Linked DNA regions of Homo sapiens: region 1 is linked to region 2. Evidence: chromatin loops called from intact Hi-C (ENCODE). Cell type or tissue: spleen. All regions are shown on one strand.

What was found. A loop is a pair of places that touch in the nucleus more often than their neighbours do. Peaks named below come from ENCODE experiments on the same cell type or tissue, not always from the same donor. Only the 100,000 strongest peaks of a DNase experiment are listed, where the experiment ranks them.
Region 1: it touches region 2 in a loop (6-fold over the local background); 56 of 110 quality-filtered maps call a loop at or near these places.

Annotation. Positions count from the first base shown.
Region 1 is chr15:41,810,094-41,812,593 of GRCh38, forward strand. It overlaps MAPKBP1 (mitogen-activated protein kinase binding protein 1), which reads left to right. Exons shown (of 31, transcript NM_014994.3): 4 at 790-852; 5 at 1,085-1,142; 6 at 1,864-2,034; 7 at 2,423-2,500. Among named protein-coding and RNA genes, the nearest start is that of JMJD7, 17 kb to the right of the region's middle. In spleen, CTCF peaks have their summits at 1,520 (motif pointing left) and 1,720; a DNase peak (open chromatin) is centred at 1,508; H3K27ac peaks cover 431 bases.
Region 2 is chr15:41,602,491-41,604,990 of GRCh38, forward strand. No RefSeq gene overlaps it. Among named protein-coding and RNA genes, the nearest start is that of TYRO3, 45 kb to the left of the region's middle. In spleen, CTCF peaks have their summits at 1,539 (motif pointing right) and 1,741; a DNase peak (open chromatin) is centred at 1,561; H3K4me3 peaks cover 714 bases.

The DNA.
Region 1 (2,500 bases), 210 kb after region 2:
ACGTGGGTGCACACGTGAGAGGCCTTACATCTTAAGGCACACATGCTTGATACACGTGTGGCCCCAAGCCTGTGAACGGGCTGTGCACCCGAGGCCTGCTTTGCCCAAATCACATTTCTTCTTCCCTCCTACACCCCTTCCTGGGGTATGCACAAGGGCTGCGGGATGGCCTGTGTCCCTGCTGCCCTTTGTGGGTATGGCCAGAGATAGAGCTGGTATTTAGGGGCCTGGCTGGGGGGACAGGCTTCCAGGGAACCCTTTCACCCTCATGGGGCTACAGAGATAGTTCCTCTTGGGTGGGGAAAAGGAGCAAGAACAGGTTGCCAGGAGAAAGCAGTGGAGGCTGGGCACGGTGGCTTATGCCTGTAATCCCAGCACTTTGGGAGGCAGATCACTTGAGTTCAAGAGTTTGGGACCAGCCTGGGCAACGTGGCAAGATCCCGTGTCTACAAAAAAAAAAAAAAAAAAATACAAAGATTAGCTTGCATGGTGGCACATGCCTGTGGTTCCAGCTACTAGGGAGGCTAAGGTGGGAGGATTGCTTGAACCTGCAAGTTGAGGCTGCACTGAGCCATGTTTGCACCACTGCACTCTGGCTGGGATGACAGAGTAAGATCCTGTCTCAAAAAAAAAAAAAAAAAAAAAAGAAAAGGAAAAAAACAGTGGAGCCCTTCTGAGCTCTTTCTACCCAGCTCCCTCTGCCGGGTGACTGGAAGTCCTGGGTGGCCTGGAGGGCTCCTGGGGGAGCTGTGGTTTGCTGCTGAGCCTGTTGTCTGCTCATCTCCTCAGGTGTGTGGTTGTGTTGTTCAATCCCCGGAAACACAAACAGCACCACATCCTCAACAGTTCCAGGTAAATGGGCTGGGGTCCTCAGGATACCTCTTCCTTCTGGGAGCTATGAGAAGGGCACTGTCTAGAGTCTCTATGGCTCTGGGGGCTGGGACCTGGTTGGGTCCTAAAGCCAGATGGGGAAGTGCCACATGTGCCATTGGTGTCTGCTGGTCTCACCTTTTGAGAGGCTGGGAGGGGGCTAGGCTTAGGCCAGGCTGCCAGTGCCCCTCTGAGCCTGCCCCATCTCTTGCAGGAAAACCATCACTGCCCTTGCCTTCTCCCCTGATGGCAAGTACTTGGTCACTGGAGAGGTGAGTGAGGAAGAGGGCTGGCAGTACTGTAAAGAGGGCAGGTGTCCTGGCCTCCGCAGAGAGCTGCGGTCCTAGGCCTGCTGTCACTTTGGCTTCTGAAACAGACACCAAATCCTGGTTTTCGCTATACCTTAAAATAGTGGTTCTCAAGCTTTAGTGTACATCAGAATCACTTGGAGGGCTTGTGAAAGCACACATCACTAGCCTGGTCCTCAGAGTTTCTGATTCTGTAGGTCTGGGATGGGAGTCTGAAATGTGCATTTGTAACAAGTTCCCAGAGAGTGCTGATCCTGCTGGTGAAGGAAGCGTGCTTTGGAAACCACTGCCTTAACTATTCCTTACCCCCGGGGGCCCCCTGCTGGGCTCAGGAGGAACGCTTCTGTCCTGGCGGCGTAGTCTTACTAGGGGCAGAAATAGACCTGAGTGGTAGTGGCTCTCAATGCCGGCTGCCCATCAGAACCATTCAGGGAGCTTTGAACAACCTGAAGTACAGACGGCCACCCAGAGATGCTGACTAAAATCCGGGGCCACTTTCTTCCTGGTAATCACTGTTGCCCTCAGATCTTTATCATATTTCCTCTATACCCTGCCCTGACTTTTGGCTGGGGAAGTGATGGTATCTAGTAGCTGAGGAGGCGAGGGCCCCGCTCTGGAAGACGAAGTGGGGCTGTATGCCTGTGGAGAAGTCAAGAACTCACTTCCAGTTCTTGCCTCCCTGCAGAGTGGGCACATGCCTGCCGTGCGGGTTTGGGACGTGGCAGAGCACAGCCAGGTGGCCGAGCTGCAGGAGCACAAGTATGGTGTGGCTTGTGTGGCCTTCTCTCCTAGCGCCAAGTACATTGTCTCTGTGGGCTACCAGCATGACATGATCGTCAACGTGTGGGCCTGGAAGGTGAGTGGCTGGGTGGGGTGGCCTGGCAGCCTCACAGGGGTCAAGTGTCAGCTGGGGAGGCAAGAGACTGCTGACCTGCACTGCTCCATTCCACCCCACTGAACCATTCTCATTCTAGAAAGTTATTTGAAGCAGAAAAGAGCAACTGTGTGGCCAAGCATGTTGGTTGAAGGGGCTAGCTTTATGCCTTCAAAGACTTCTGCAGGAAACGAATCTTTTCAGCTCCTCTAGAAAGGGATTATTTCCCTACCCCTCTTTTTCTGGCCAGTAAATTCTGGAAAGAAACACTTTGTCAAGTACAAATTCTAATTCTCCTCCATTCTCTGAGTCACTGTCTTCTTAGCTCCAAGAGACAGAGCCTTGATTCTTCCTTTGGCATCCCCTCCAGAAAAACATTGTGGTGGCCTCCAACAAGGTGTCCAGTCGGGTGACAGCAGTGTCCTTCTCTGAGGATTGCAGCTACTTT
Region 2 (2,500 bases):
AAAACTTTCCATTCCTCAGTATGATAGTCAGAGAGGATGCTATTAGTATGTTTTCAGAAATTCCTTTTTTTTGAGACAGAGTTTCGCTCCATGCTGGAGTGCAGTGGAGTGATCTCAGCCCACTGCAACCTCCGCTTGCCGGGTTCAAGTGATTCTCCTGTCTCAGCCTCCAGAGTAGCTGGGATTACAGGCGTGCCCCACCATGCCTGGCTAATTTTTGTATTTTTAGTAGAGATGGGGTTTCACCATGTTGGCCAGGGTGGTCTCAAACTCCTGACCTCAGGCGATCCAACCACCTCACCCTCCTAAAGTGCTGGAATTACAGGTGTGAGCCACTGCGCCCAGCCTGTTTTCAGAACTTCTTTATCTCCTAGGCCAGCCAGAAACATTAGTGAGAACTTGGAAAACAACTGCTGCATGTCTGGGGTTGACATAACGTCTGTTCCCTCAGTGGGTCTTATCTTCTGCCCTGTGAACAGTGATCCACCTCATGTATTCACAATTCACAGTCTTGCTCTTCCTTTCATTCAGGTAGGCAGGTAGTCTCAGGCCAAACTTCCCAAAGGTTATGAATTCAGGTTCTGGATTCCCATCTAGAATCAGTCTACTTGGGTCCGGAACATTTGGAGCCCATGTAAATACTGAGTGTGTGTGTGGTGTGTGTGTGTGTCTGTGTAGGGAGGATGAACTTGAAAATGCTATGGAAATAAATAATGGAGTAGCAAGGAGGACGTTCTGTCTGATTACAGTAAAATAATTCTAAATTAATAGGAGACGGGAATAGGAAAGGTGACTAAGAGAAAAGCTAATTTCTGATAGAAACTTAGGGAGCAAAACCTATGTAGCTAAGCAGCGGCTAAGAGGGAATGAGACATGATATAAAACCTGAAGAAGAGGCGTCCTGGTTTTAGCTTAGCCCAAGGGCAAAAGTAATAGGAGAATAAAACAGACTTCTACAATCTGTAGATTTCTTCTTGTTCTGCTAGAAAAGACAGAGTTGGTGGGGGACAGTGGGGTGTTTAGGACTATATGGAACCTTCTTGAAACACATACAGATAGCTTAAGGACAGACAGCATGACCACAAGTCTTCAATCTGTCATTAACTTGCACGTGTGGGTGTGTGACATCTACCTCTGACTGGAAACAGCAATTAGAAGGCGGCTTTCGTCTCTTAGAAGAGTGCCTGTTCCTATGTGAGGAGCACCCAGGACTTCAGCTGGATGACAGTGGGAAGCTGTTGATGTAGTGGCTTTGACAGCTTCAACTCATGTCTGCTTTGGTGTCAGACACTCCTGATCTTTCCCGAGCTTTCACGCAGTACAGTAGGAAAAACTGTAGGCTTCTCTTCTCAGTAAAGGACTAGATATTGCCACTCATCACTCTTCTTAAGTCTATCCACTAAGAGTGAAGAAGCATGTCAGAGCTTACCCATCGGTCCTGAACTGACCTCCTCTGGAGGTCTCTCAGTTGGCCACAGTTTAGCTCTGTGTCCTCATCACTATGAGGAATTAGTCTTCCCTTCGCATCCACCAGGAGGAGGTAGAGGGCATGCCCGTTTGGGTGATGCCAGGACCGGCGCGCTTCACAGGGGTTTGTAAGCACCCCCTCAACCTCCCTTCCTTTTCCTGGCAGCAAATAGCAGAGGTTAGTGAGCATCAGCCTTGTCTCCCTGAGTGGGGAGGAGGGAAATGGGGGAAGGGAGACAGCATATCAAAATGCACTTCCAAAATGAAAATGAAGACAAAAAAGAAGAAAAAATGATTTCTGTGGCACATGGTGCTACTGAGGGAGAGGTGATGACAGCCTCCTCCCATTTCAGGAACAGTTCCCAGCGTTGTCTGTAGGCGGATTCACATGACACATTCTTAAACCCAATTCCATTCTGTGTTGCGTTTGCTCCTTGCTCACATCTCAGGAACAATGTATCTCTACATCTTTGTATCTAAGTTTGATTCTGAATGGATTGTCTAGCTGAATATCCCGGCTGCCCCGCTTGTAATGAATTTGTGCCAGTACTTAGCCTTTTGAGTCATGAAACCCCATCAACCCAGCTCTCTGCATCTGCACATGACCTGGAATGCCTGGAGAGTTACTAAGAAGTTGGAAGTTCTTCACGATGTCTCGATGTGAAAAAATACAAATGCATATTGCTGGAGGAAGTAATACCAATGATGCAAATTTGCCTGGAAACTATTCTGAACCCAGCTGTCCTTCCTGGAAAATGAAATTTTGGTTGCGGCATTTTTTGATTGATGTCTCTACATGAGGAGGTTTTTGGCTTTTTAGTGTTGCTGCTTTTCTGTTCTCACTCCTCTAAGAATCTTTGCCAAAATACCACTGACATTTGAGGAAGAGAATAGAGACAGTTTGGTTTCTTACTTGTAAATTCCTCTGTTTCCTTGGTGATGTAAATAATTATGTAATATATAAAAAGTTTTTAGCAAATTCAAATTTTGGTTTGAAAAAAACAGGTTTTGTTACCTGTGGTAAAGTCTAGAG